Linked DNA regions of Homo sapiens: all the other regions are linked to region 2. The links are chromatin contacts, found by Hi-C or POLR2A ChIA-PET in ENCODE. All regions are on one chromosome and are shown on one strand. Each heading gives the region's core, a stretch centred on a gene start or an enhancer-like site at or near the end of the contact. The rest is flanking DNA. Distances are from core to core; before and after follow the strand shown.

Evidence for each region. A loop is a pair of places that touch in the nucleus more often than their neighbours do. ChIA-PET counts read pairs that join two places held with the same protein, here RNA polymerase II (POLR2A). Pooled maps may share reads with other maps.
Region 1: a loop to region 2 is called in a pooled map, with 7 times the contacts of the local background. The contact joins the promoter of ZNF467 here to the promoter of LINC01003 in region 2. A Hi-C loop is called at or near these places in 7 of 50 pooled maps. POLR2A ChIA-PET finds 5 or more read pairs at or near these places in 2 of 52 experiments (AG04450 and activated T-cell).
Region 3: a loop to region 2 is called in a map of naive thymus-derived CD4-positive, alpha-beta T cell, with 12 times the contacts of the local background. The contact joins the promoter of INSIG1-DT here to the promoter of LINC01003 in region 2. A Hi-C loop is called at or near these places in 1 of 168 maps with a recorded cell type or tissue (naive thymus-derived CD4-positive, alpha-beta T cell), 6 of 37 single-sample maps with no recorded cell type and 15 of 50 pooled maps. POLR2A ChIA-PET finds 5 or more read pairs at or near these places in 1 of 52 experiments (OCI-LY7).

The regions. Positions count from the first base shown.
Region 1 is chr7:149,771,219-149,775,331 of GRCh38, reverse strand. It overlaps ZNF467 (zinc finger protein 467), which reads left to right and starts at 1,744. Exons shown (of 5, transcript NM_207336.3): 1 at 1,744-2,224. RefSeq lists silencers at 2,122-2,301, 3,238-3,387, 3,398-3,717, 3,728-3,817.
Region 2 is chr7:152,460,825-152,465,373 of GRCh38, reverse strand. LINC01003 (long intergenic non-protein coding RNA 1003) reads right to left here and starts at 1,250. Exons shown (of 1, transcript NR_027387.1): 1 at 1-1,250. RefSeq lists enhancers at 325-824, 825-1,326 and a silencer at 599-1,618.
Region 3 is chr7:155,297,324-155,301,913 of GRCh38, reverse strand. It overlaps INSIG1-DT (INSIG1 divergent transcript), which reads left to right and starts at 2,934. Exons shown (of 2, transcript NR_183448.1): 1 at 2,934-3,763. INSIG1 (insulin induced gene 1) reads right to left here and starts at 4,036. Exons shown (of 6, transcript NM_005542.6): 1 at 3,955-4,036; 2 at 3,217-3,655; 3 at 224-348. The coding sequence starts at 3,628. RefSeq lists an enhancer at 2,511-2,580 and a silencer at 3,701-4,530.

The DNA of each region.
Region 1 (4,113 bases), core at 495-2,994, 2.7 Mb after region 2:
GAGTGTGTGGAGATGCGTGGGCAACATGTACCCTTTTCTCCAGGGTCCAGTTTCTTGCTGGGGATGATTATGTGTGGCTGGTTGGGCCCACCCTGTCTCCTTCTTCGAGGGTCTCCTAGAGTCTCTGGGGTCTAGAACTGGGGAGCCTATGCTGAGGAATGAGAGGACCCTCTGGAAGGAGTGGGCGGGGGAGCCAGCTCCCCCAGCCCTGGGGCAGAGCTAAGCCGGATGAAATAATCCGAGAATCCGGCTGGGAGGGGCAGTGACAGGCTCCACAGGGGAATCCGGGGTCCACCCTGGTCCCAGCAGAGCTCTGAGCACACCCGGACACCCGGGCTGGAATGCAGCCTGGCTCCGACTCCACACCCCTCGGTCTCCTAAACCTGATATCCCTCCGAGTATCCTGTAGAGTCATTCCACCTAGGGGAGGAAGGGGGCTGCTGTTAACCAGAGCTGGGCCGGGCTCTCCTTCTCCTGGGTTCACCATTGGTCCCAGGGCCAAAAAAGGGCCCAGAGTGAGTCTCTCAGGGGGTCACGGATGACTGGGATCAACTCCTGCTCTGGAGTCCTCAGAAAGAGCCACACGCACACCCAGACACCCCCCTTTCCTGTTTTACACACATGCACACTCTCACTGTAAGTCTCACAACACCGGCACAGGTGCTCGGCCACACCCCAGCACGCACAGTGACACATGCTACTCCAGGTGCTCCCTTCATCCTGGAGGCAGAGGAGCCTTCACAGCTGAGCCCGAGTGATGGGCGCTCTTCCAGGCACTCATCCTTGTGGTGGGCTGTGGTAGCAGGAGCTCAAGGGCCATTCACACCCTCCCCTTCCCAGCCTCACTCAGCTCTGGATTCAAACCGGGGCTGATCAGGCAGCACTGGGATTGGGAAGAGACCCGAGTTGCAGTCACCCTTTCCCGTAAAGGGGCAGAAGGGAGGAAGCTGGAACCCAGGGGTTTGGAGAAAGTTCATGGAGAGGAGACCGGGAACTAACAGTCCAGACTTCAGCATCTCCGGAGCTTTCAGGAGTGGGCGCAGCGGGAACAAGGCCAAGGAGAAACCTCGTAACCTGGGCAGGGAGGGCGAGTGGAGTCCCCTGAGGAGCTGGGGCTGAGGGCTGAGGGCTGAGGGCTGCCCTCCACATCTAACTCCAGGTGGTGTCCGGGCCAGCAGGCCCCCCAGCAATCGTCTCCCGCCCATAGAGCCCTCCCCTCTCTGCAGCCCCCTCCCAGACCCTCCCCCGGACCCCGCCCTCAGAATCTCCGCCCAGCCCCGTCCCAGCCTTGCCCCCTGGAGCTCCCGACCTGGCCCGGCCTTCTCCCAGGGGACCTGGCTTAAAGTCCTCTCCCCAGTTTCTACTTCGAAGGACCCGTTCTCGCAAGCACAGGGGCCCAGCCCTCTCTCCCGCCTGCCCCCACGGCTCCCGCGGCTGGTTTCGAATCGGGTCCTCGGGACTCCAGGCGAGGGGCTGCGGGTCTGGGTGGATCGGGGTGGAATCCGGGTGGAGAATGGGGGCGGGGCCGGAGTTTCCCAGACCGACCCCCCGGGCCGTCCTCCCGCGGGAGCGCGGCGCTGCACACCCGGCTGGCACCGGCGACTTAGAGACGGCAGCGCACGACTCGCTGGCTCCCCCCCGACACGGCCCCTCCTCGTTCCCCCAACTCCTCCCCGCCACCCCCCCACCCGTTCGCGCTCCACCTTTCCCCGGCTCCTCCCTCCGCGGCCGCGAGCACCCTCCCTTGGCACCCTTCCCCGCAGCCCGAGTGCCTGTCCTCCCCAGCCTCCTCGCCCTCCTCCACCCCCTCTCCCATCACCCTCCCCTCCCCTCCCCTCCCCTCCCCCGTCCTGAGCTCCCACTTCCACACCTACTCCAGGCTCGGAGCCTTAGGACCATCACCTGCCCACCTAAGCCCACGGTGCTCCCTCCTGGGACCCCACTCCTGAAACCCCCTGCCCCTGCCTCCCCCAGCCCGGTGCGCCGGGGCTCTCCGCCCGCTCCCTCGGTCCCTCCTCCCTTGCAGGCGCCGTTTCCCGGCTTCGACTCCCCGCGCGTCTATCCCTCTCCTCCCCGCGAAGTTTCGGGGCTGTCAGTCTGTCAGTCTTTCAGGCCGTCAGCACCCGAGCTGCAGGCGGCGAGCGCCATTGTGAGCAGAGCCGGCGGGGCAGGAGGCCCGGGCGCCTGGGTCCCCGCGGCGCGGGCGGAGCGGCCGGCCAGCCAGGTAAGGGCCGGGGAGGCTCCTCTGCAGGCGGCCCCGCCCGCGTCTCCCTCAGCGCCGCGGTTGGGTCACGGCCGGCTCCGCGCAGGTGACAGCCCCGGGGGTAGGGGCGCGGACGGCGGGCGTGGGGGAGGGGCGCGGGTCCGGGGAGGTCGGGGGCTGGGGGGAAGGGAGGGCAAGGCCGGCGCGGGCAGGGTGAGGGCTGTGGGGGTAGAGGAGACCGGGGGGGCTGGAGGGAAGGGCGGGGGCTGGGAGGGGGTCGGGCGGGAGGCAGGTGGGAAGGGGGACGACGGGCCCCGAGGGGAGGAGAGAGGGAGTGTGGGAGGGGGCCGAGGGGGAAGGGGAGGAAGAAGCGGGCGCTGGGGACCGGGCCACTCGGTAGGGGCGGGAGAGGAGGGCGCTGACAGGTGAGCCCCGGAGCTGGGGAGGGGGCCGGGACCTGGAATGAAGTCGGCGATCGGAGCTGCTTGGGAGGGCGGCGGGGCAGGGAGGTGGAGCTGAGGGTCCCGTCGGGAGGAAAACTTGGGAGGGGTGAGAAGTCCGAGGGGAGCAGAAATAGGGAGGGGGCGCCGCGGCGGAGAAGAGAGGCGCGGAGGGGTGTTCGGAGGGGAGACGGAGTGGGGAGGGCAGGGCCCGCGGGAAGGTCCCGAGAGAGCGGGTCAGCCCTAGACCCCCAGGCTTGGGGGCCGGAGGACCCGGGAGCTGGGAAGCAGCCTGGGAGGGGGGAGGGGAAGAGCGGTTCTGGGGACTGGGGACGGGGAGGGAAGCGAAGCTGGAGCCTGCTGGGGAGACAGAGGGGGAAGGGAGGCGGGGGCCTCGGAGGGGAAGGAGAGCTGCAGAAGGGAGGGGGGAGGGGGAGGGCGGTGGGGAGACGTGGGGGAGGGCTGGAAAGGGGGAGGGGAAGGGAACCGAGGTGAGGCGAGGAAAGGAGAAGGAAGGGAAACCGGGGTGGGGGAGGAGAGGAGGGAGGGGAGAGGAGAACTGGGTTGGGGAAAAGAGCTGAGAGGAGGAGGGCGGGGGTTGGCGAGGAAGGAAAAGAGGAGGGGGAAAGGAAGGGAGAGGGTGTGCAGCCGGGGAGGGAGATGGAGCGGGGGAGAACCGGGAGGGTAGGGAAAGGCAGCCTGGAGTCTGAGAGGGGGAGGGGAGCGCTGCCGCCGAGGCGGCCCGGAGCGTAGGGTCAGGGGAGGCGGTGGCAGCGGAGGGCCGACCCGGACGGGGCCTCGAGGGGTTGGCCCTGCCGGGCTCGGGCGGGCGGAGCCTGAGGGGCGGGGCCGGGGGCGGAGCCGAGGCGCCGGCCCGATTCGCAGGGGAGAGAGGGCGGAAGGCAGAGGGAGCGGGAGGGGCGGGGCAGAGGGAAGGCTGCCGGGGAGATGGGGGAGGGGAGTCTGCTGGGGGAGGGGCGGGGGAGCCGCGGAAGGCGGAGCAGGGAAGGGGCAGCAGGGGCGGTGTCCGGGCCTTGGGCAGCCCGGCACGGGTGAGAGGTGGTTTTGTGGTAGGGGTTTAGGAAGAGGCGATCATTTTCTAGCTACAAGAGGATCCTCTCGAGGACCTCCCCAAGCAGTACCCCTAAAGTGACACTCACTCCCGCCCCTGGGCTGGCTCCTATTTCACCAGCTCGGGCAGTGACAGCTGGAGGACCTGGGAGATGAAGTTTCCCACTCCCCACCCTGGGCTCCCACCCTCAAGCCTCTCCCCAGAGAATCGAATCTTGCCTGCACTTTCCCAGGCAAGGACGCTGGGGCGTGGAGTTGCGGTGCTGATGGGCCGGGGTTGGCGGTGACAGACCTGCCAGGTGAGGGGGTGGCGCGGCTGGTTTCCAGAGCTGACAGAAATCGTTTCAAGGCCTTCTTGGGCCACCTTCAAAGATCTCTTGGCTTGGCTTTCTAAACCCA
Region 2 (4,549 bases), core at 1-2,500:
ATGTCTGAAAATGAAGTATTTTTATCTGTTCCGAAACGCCATAATATTGCAAAGAAGCATTTCAAATTATTGTTGTGTGAAATGTTCAAATTTAGCATTCAAATTTAGCGTTTTCCCACATTTTACCCTTCAATTTACACAATTTGGAAGAAGAGTAGATGAGTTGGTCATTGTTACTTAAAACAATGCGTCACCTTGTTAGGGAAAGAAATTAACATAATGGTCAAGGAGTGATAATTAAACAGAACATGACATTTGCTGTCCATTCAATGTTAAAGTTCTAAGCAAATTAGCATGGAGAAAAGGGATGGGTAGAAATAATAACAGAGCACTAGTTGATTAGTCCGCCTCCACATCCACGCTGCAGGCGTTGGACAGATCCGGCTTTACTGAGTCCACCATGCAGGGAAATGGACGCGCGGGCTAAGCGGAATCCCAGGGGCGCGATCGCACCGGCTGGCGTTCCAGCAAACCCTGCATCCCAGGCCCTGGATTCAGGCTGCCTTCTGAGTCTTTGACTTATTTTCCTTTGCCTGGAAACAGAACGCCGCGGTCCGTACCGGAGAGGGAGAAAGTGCAGGACGACCCGCCGGGAAGACCCGAGCGCGTGCGCCTTCCCCGCGGCTCCACGGGCACAAAACGGTGGCTCCGGAGCTCCTAGACCCAGGCAGCCCCAGCTGCGCGCGCGCCTCCCCCCGAGCGCGGCCGGGCTCCCGCGGGAAACAAGCGACCGCGGCACGCGTGGGCGCGGCGGGTGGGTGCCGGCGCCAGGTTCCTCCCGGCTCCCCACTGCGGATCCTCGCGGCTCCTCCCGGCTCCGCCCAGCGGCTCACCCCGCGGACGGGGATCCCTCCGCCCACCGCCGGCCCTTCCGCGCCAAGTAGTGCGACCCCGGCCCCCGCAGCTTCCGCCAACCCAGGCTCGCGAGGACGAGTCCACGGTCGCGGGCGAGAAGGAGCGACGCAGAGACGGCCGGGGGCGCGGGGCAGTCCCGAGGTTTTCCCCGCGAGGCCGCGGGGGGTCTCCCAGTGGCCAGGGAGAGAGCGCGCCCAGGTCCGCGGAACCACGGCTCCTGCCGCGGCGAGCGGGCCGGGAGTCTACGGTCGGGGCAGAGCCGCCCGGGAAGCCGCGCGAGGACGGCGGCCGGCGGCCGGCGGCGGAGGCAGGTGTCCCGAGGCCTGCCCCACCCCCACTACCGCGGGCAGGAAGAGGAAGGAGCCGCGGCCGTGCCTGGCGGGCGGGGGTGCCCGACCCGCGGAGCGCGTGACCTAGTTCGTCCCAAAGTGGATTTGACAGGTTGTCAGCTCCACTCCCCGCCCCCACCGCCTTCCGGGTCTCCCTCCTCTCGGGGGGAGGCCCACCGCCCGCGGTCCTCGGCTCGGCCTCCCATTGGCTCTCTCGCCGCCTGGCGCCCCGCCCTCTCGGTATCACCCTTCCATTGGCTTGGGACCCCGCCCCTGCCCCTAACTCACCCTCCCACTGGCTTCGTGCCGCCTGGCACCCCGCCTCAGCCCAGAGGACCCGGCCCGCCCTCCCATTGGCCTCGCACCGCCTAATTCCCCGCCCTCGCCCCGGCCCGCCCTCCCATTGGCGTCGTTTCGCCTAGTGCCCCGCCCTCGCCCCGGCCCGCCCTCCCATTGGCCTCGAGCCGCCTGGCGCCCCGCCCCTTCCGCGGGCCCCGCTCCCAGCGCAGCCCGGCTCTCTGCTTGTCTGCGGGTTCCTGCGGGCGTTCCTCAGTGTCTGCCTTCTTCCTTCCCTCTTGAGTGTTGCTCCTCTTCCTCTCCTTTTTTCCATGTCTCTCCTTTTTCTGATCTCCTCCCGTTTCGGCAGCCCGAGCGCTCTTGCCCGGTTGCACCCCGCAGCCTGAGCTGGGCTCCCGGTGCCGGCTGCCTGAGCTCCAGGACCTGCCCTGGGGCCCCCTACAACCTTCCCGCCGCTCCCGGAACCTGACCCCTCTGTGCTTCACTTCTCGGTTTTCTTCCCTGAAATAAGCAGCAGCGAATCCCTTCTCCAGGTTTTCTCATGTGTTCAGTCTGCAAGGCTTCTCCCTTTCTCCACCCTGCGCCTCGGTTTCTCCCCCGCTTCCCCGCCCTCCCTAAACTCAGCCAAGTGGAACAGATCTCCCAGCAAAACAAGGCAGAGGGCGAGGATAAAAATGATAAATGTCAATATCAACATTTTTATTGCTTTAGGTTTTTAAAACAGAAAATTAGCAGGAACGCCCAGATCGACCCAGACCTAGGATCAAGATGGAGTTTCTTAAAGTACCAAGTGAGACTGCAGTGACAAAGTCGATTATCCCAGCAATATAATCAGCTTTGCCTGGGGAATTTACTTTTACTTTGTTTTTATTTGTTTGTTTGCTTTGAGATGGAGTCTCGCTCTGTCGCCCAGGCTAGAGTGCAGTGGCGCGATCTCAGCTCACTGCAACCTCCGTCTCCTGGGTTCAAGCAATTCTCCTGCCTCAGCCTCCCAAATAGCTGGGAGTACAGGCGCCCACCACCATGCCCAGCTAATTTTTGCATTTTTAGTAGAGACGGGGTTTCTCCATGTTGGTCAGGCTGGTCTCGAATTCCTGACCTCAGGTGATCCGCCCGCTTCGACCTCCCAAAGTGCTGGGATTACAGGCGTGAGCCACTGCGCCCGGCCTACTTTTAGTTTATGCAGTATTCTGGCGATTTAAAGTTTGTATTTTTTTTTTAATTTTCTGAGCTCGTTTTGTAAATGGCTGCTCTTGAACGTAAGGATAAATTGACTGATGAGGCTGAGGTTTGGAGCCAATCCCCGCACAAGGCATTTGGCATCAAACACGAGAAACCCTTGGCTATTCAAATGAGGAAACTCAAGTAACTTTCCCAGGGTCACTAAAGTCGGAGACCTCAAACGTGGACCCAGGTCAGGCTCCAGAGGTCCACCAGGACGACCCATCATGGCTCATGAATGTATCCGTAAAAATGGCAGAACTGCTCTTTCCAGCTGCCTTCCTACCTATCATGGGGGTCCTAACCGAGCTCCCCATCATGACATTCAAGGCCTACCTTATAGGATCCCTGCCTTACAGGAGCAGTTTCAGTGCAGCAGGCACACTGACCACCTTTCTGCCAAGACCTTTTTGCCAGAGGGCCTTTGCACTTGAATTTCTTTAGACTTTTCGCCTGGCTTAGCTCGTCTGTCACCTTGGGGAGGCATTTTTCTTTCTTTCTTTGTTTCTTTCTCCTTTTTTTTTTTTTGAAACGGAGTCTTGCCCTGTCGCCCAGGCTGGAGTGCAATGGTGCGATTTCAGCTCACTGCAACCTCCGCCTTCCAGGTTTAAGCGATTCTCCTGCCTCAGCCTCCTGAGTAGCTGTGATTACAGGCACGTGCCACCAACCCTGGCTAATTTTTGTATTTTTAGTAGAGATGGGGTTTCACGATGTTGGCCAGGCTGGTCTCAAACTCCTTCACCTCAGCTTACAGGTGTGAACCACTGGGCCCAGCCTCTCCTCTCTTCCCTGCTCCCCTCCCCTCCCCTTCCCTCTTCTCTCTCTTTTCTTTATTTTTCTTTCTTTCTTCCTTTCTTCCTTCGTTTCTTCGTTTCTTCCTCCTTTCCTTTCCTTTTCCTTTTTTTGAGATGGAGTCTCACTCTGTCGCCCATGCTTGGCTCACTGCAACCTCTGCCTCCCAGGTTCAAGTGATTCTCCTGCCTCAGCCTCCCTAGTAGCTGGGATTACAGGTGCCTGCCACCACACCCAGCTAATTTTTGTATTTTTAGTAGAGACAGGGTTTCGCCATGTTGGTCAGGCTGGTCTCGAACTCCTGACCTCAAGTGATCTGCCCACCTCAGCCTCCCAAAGTGTTGGGATTACAGGCATGAGCCACTGCACCTGGCCTCTTTTTCTTTTTTCTTTCTTTCTCTTTCTTTCTCTTTCTTTCTTTTTTTTTTTTTTTTTTTTTTTTTTTTTTGAGACAGGGTCTCTCTCTGTTGCCAAGGCTCCAAGGCTGGAGTGCAGTGGTGCAATCTCGGCTCACTACAGCTTTGACCTCCTGGGCTCAAGTGATCCTCCCACCTCAGCCTCCCAAGTAGTGGGGACTACAGGTATGCACCACCACACCTGGCTAATTTTTTTAATTTTAATTTAATTTAATTAATTTATTTATTTTGAGACAGAGTCTTGCTCTTTCACCCAGGCTGGGGTGCAGTGGCATGATCTCGGCTCACTGCAACCTCCACCTCCTGGGTTCAAGTGATTCTCCTGTTTCAGCCTCCCAAGTAGCTGGGATTACAAACACCCACCATGGTGCCCAGTTAATTTTTGTATTTTTAGTAGAGACGGGGTTTCACCATGTTGGCCAGTCTGGTCTTGAACTCCTGAGCTCTACCTGCTTTGGCCTCCCAAAGTGCTGGGATTACAGGCATGAGCCATGGCACCCAGCCAATTTTTTTTGTCTTTTTTTTTTTTTTTGTGGAGTCTGGGTTTCACATGGTGAAACCCCAGGCTGGTCTCAAACTCCTGGGCTCAAGTGATCCACCCACCTCGGCCTCCCAAAGTGCTAGGATTCCAGGCTTGCA
Region 3 (4,590 bases), core at 1,685-4,184, 2.8 Mb before region 2:
ATATAAATAAATATATATTTATTTTGACCATAAAACAATATATTTTACTATGAAGTCATCGATAGCCCCATTCTTCTTTCTCTTTTTAGTAATCTGAAATGGGTAGGTACCACCATCATGTCTGTATTATGACATGGAGTCATTTGAGTATATAACAAAACAAAACGCTTCAATATATAACCTAAGAAGATACTCTGGACGTAGCACAGAAAATTAAGGATACAGCACTGGCGTGGTTAATGCCAACAAAAACTGCTATGCAGCGCATGACACTGGCCCATTCTCTCTTAAATTTGTGGGGTTCTCCGAGGTGACTGTCGATACAGGGGTACAGTAGGCCAACAACAGCTGTTTTAAAAAAGTTGACAATGTTAGAATACAGCAGATTCAAGTTCCAGAATTTCAACGTGGTCATTAGTAACACAGTACATTACTCAAACCAGTCCTTTTCCTAGAAAAAATTATCAGCTATAACTTCAGAGTGATTTTATATTCTTGTTCTCTTTGAGTACCACTCCCACAAAATTGTACTGTTTGGAAAAGTTTTTTAAAAATCACTATTATTTAGTGTAGTTGAACATGTCTCAGTAAACACAGGAAGGAATCAAGCAGGGATTATTCATATTAATATGAGCAATATGTAACCTTATATTTAATATCCACATTTGCCTAAAGCACACAGAACTTAAATGACTATGTAGTTCACCTTGTCTTTTCATCCGGTGTGATTTCTATCTTACAATAAAAAGGTTAGCATCTGTCCACACCCTGTCACATCACAGCTCTGACACTCCTGCCACCACCCAGTACTGGGGCTGGGCACGTGATGAGATACATATTTGCTGATGTGACTTTGACAGTCTGGGTCACATGCTCCTAGAGTGGCCCTGGAGTTGATTTTCGGGGGTTCTAGCATGTTCTGTACGAGGCACTGAGCACCTACTGTGCACACATGCACATGGGCAAGTACGGGGCGAGACAGCCCCACACAGGCTTCGCTTATTCTCCATCTGGTTCCCGCATGGTCAAGCCTCAAGCTGCGGAAAGAACACCAGACCAAGAAGAGAAAACTCAGCCTCAAATCCCAGCTTGCCCTCTGATGGGACGTGGCTCTGCATGTTTGTTTTCTCATGTGTAAAATTATAAGGATTATGTAACTGGGACACAGAGAAAGAGATCACTGTGGTCTGGAATAGTTATTCTTTATAGACACGAACTTGGAATTTGGACAGGTGGGAAGGAATGGCATTCCAAAAGAGAAGTAAAATGGCAAAGATGAAGGCAGGAATGAATGTCTGTAGGGGGGAGTGGGGTGCCGGCCCGTGGGGTTGGATGCTGGGACACAAGGGTCACTGTGTCCCAGGGCTCTTGAGAACCCTGCAATTGTTTCACCTCAGTGTAGTATGAAAGAAATATACATTTTAGGTTCAACTGAGAAACAAGAAACACAGTTTGCATCAAACATTCAGATAAAAAATGTTGTTTTCAATTTATTATACTTCATCAGGTTCTAATTTTGGAGTTCTGAAAAATGGACCCCCCAAATTAACTTTACTTCACTATAGCTTAATAAATAAATAGGTAAAAAACATACTATGAAAAATTTTACTTATGCTCTTGGCTGATGGTTTAAAAAAAAGTAGAATATGAGAGTATGAGAAATTGTCCAGATATTCCTAGAAACCCTTGAGGATCCAATTACAAATACTGAAGGCTAAACTATTTCATTTCTAAGATCAAGTTTTTGGTTAAAGGAAAGAAACTATTCTGCCAAATGTATATGAAACATGGAATTTTAAATCTAGATATAGTTCTCAAAAAATGTTCAATTAGTACAGCCACATAAAGTGTTTCGAAAAACGAAAGAGGATCCCGTCCCTCCGAGAACAAATATGAAAACATTCTACCCACTACTTAATAATTACAGACACCTGTCCTAGTTCTTCAACACGGAGCCCTCTGTTAATCTGCTACAAACCTCTCTGCTGCTTGCTGTTTTCAGTGAGTCAACTGAGGCAATGTGTTTCCACAGTGCAGGAGACACACCTACCAAGGCAGCAGGAGCAGTTACCAACGATGGCTTGGCCCCTTTCTACCTGCGCACCCTTGGATGTGACTTCACCTGTGATTCAGTTGCCACATCTATAAATGAAGCTACACATGGTATTGCTGTAAGGAATGAACACAGCAAAGCATCTGAAGCCTATGGTCAGCAGTCAGCTGACAAACGTCAGCCACAAAGCAAACAGGATGCTCCCTGCACTGCACTGGAGTCACTGACATACTGGTTTGTTTTCCCCACCAGACTCTAAGCTGCTTAAGGATAGGGGCTTGTGGTGCTCACTTTTGGATTAACATTTCAACAGCTTATAGAGTTGAGGTTGCAGAAAGCACCCGACAAGCTCGTTAAATAAACAAATGCTGTGTGACTACAGGAGCAGTAAGTGATCTGCTGAGCCAAGATCAACTCAACATTTCTATAAAAGCGGTTCAATGATAGCCAAGAAAGTCTAGTACACACACCCAGCAGTCCCCGTGTCCACAGTTCAGACTGACTCAGTGTTACGTTGTACAGCATCTATGCTACTGCTTGGGTGTACGAAAATCTAAACGCCGTAAGGGGGTTACTCTTTTCCTTAAGAACGTAATCTACAGAGCTCTAACAGTTCAGGGTGTAGGCGGTTTGGCTTCAGACCACAGTTTACTCAGCGACCCGGCAAAAGGAAGTGCTGAGAAGTTGCTCCCCTGGCAACCGCCTCCTGAACCCATGTGACGGGTTTGTTTTCAGTTATCCAGCAGGGTAGCATGTTTGCTGCCGCGACCAATGGCCTTTCAGTCCCGCTGCTCACCAGTTCCCCAGGCGGCCAATCCGGGGCGGCTGGCGCGGGATGACAGCTGGGGCTGTACCCGGACGCCAGGAGGGAAGGGCCCTCAGTCAGCTTGGCACAGCACCTGCTTGAACAGCCAATTATCTCCCTGCCTCATCTCCATCACTGTGCTTCCTCAAACTTCAGAGAGCTGTGGCCCGAACCCGCCCTCGGGGGTGCCAGGTCCTCTCTACCCCTCCTTCATTTCTCTAAATCCCAAGACTGGAGATGCACACTTTCAATCTGTGGATAGTTCCAGTTTCAAATGCATGTTTCTTATAGGCTGAAAAGTACTTTCAACCGAAAAGACACCCTTTTTACTTCCAGAAGAACCAGGAGGGGTACTCACCAGCTGCTGTCCCGCAGCAGGGAGGGACCCACCAGGCGGAGGAAAAGATGGTGGCGATCACCTCCTCGGGGAAGAGAGTGACATTCCTCTGGATCTGCAGCAGGTTGAGCACCAGGGCTAGGACCACCCCAACCGAGAAGAGCACGAGGCTCCTCTGCAACAGGCGATGATGCCAGGTGTTGGGGTAGGGGCTGCCGGGCTCGGGGCCGCTCATCGCAGCACTGCGGCCCCTGGGCGCGGGGTCAGCGTCCGGGGCACCGTGGGCCGCCAGCAGGGAGGGCCCGGACACGGAAACGTTGATCATCTCCCCAACCTTGGCCGCCAGCCCCGCGGCGCTGGCTCGCGGGGGGCCTCGGCGCCTCGCGCTGTGCGCACAGGAGCAGCTCCAGAAGTGGTCGTGCAATCTGGGCATCGGTCACACGCGTCCAAGAGGCGCTTCCTGGAAGAAGGGGGTCATCAAGTTCACTCAGAAGAGACAAAGAGCGAGGAAGGCCCCGCGGGACGCGAACCCCGGCACCCGGGCCAGGCGGCAGCGCCGCCCCCCAAGGTTAGACCCCCGTGCGCCCGCCCGGGGCCAGCGGCGGACGGGACCCGCGCTCACAGCGAGCAGCATCCCCGGCCCCAGCGGGACCCGCGTCCCAAAGACCCAACAGGGCCCGCGCCCGCCTACCTCCGGGGAGGACCGGCTGCTGCGCGACCAAAGCCCGCCCGCGACCCCTATCCCAGCCGGCCGCGTACCTGGCCGAGAGGCGCCCGCCCGCCGGCTCTCCGAACGGAGGCGGGGCGGGGGAAAGGAGGAGTCACGGCCCGGGACGGCCGCAGCGCCTGGCGGGCGCGCGGGTTTATATGGCGGGCCGCGGGGCCCGCATCACGTGAGCCTGCCCGGCCTACCCACCGCCCGCGCGCACCGCCCAGGGGCGTGGCCTGAGCTTGCCCCGCCCCGCCCGCGAGCCCGTCCGCACGCGGTCTGGTGAGGCGGCCGCAACCAATGGGAGGCCGGCGGCCCATATGACGTGCGCACACGCCACCGCCGGCCCGCGCGCACTCGGGCGGGAGCCTCGGCACGGACTGCGGGGCGCGTGGCGGCTGCGGGGCACGCGGGCCCGAGCGGGACTGGCCGGCTGCGAGTGGGCGGCCGCGGAGCTGGGGCCTGGGAGGGGACGGTCCTGCCGGGAGGAGGCGGAGGCAGGACAGGGTGGGGTTGCGGGCCCGGCGCCGCCCCTCCCGGCTCCTGGCTCCCCTCGCCTGGTGTCCCGCGCCTGGCCGGGAGGCGGCGGGTCTCGATCGCGCGGGCCTCCCTGGAGGGGCGCGGGCTCTGGCGGCGGGGAGGCCCCTGCTCAGCGCAATGGCGGGCTTGCATCCTTGGGTGATTTT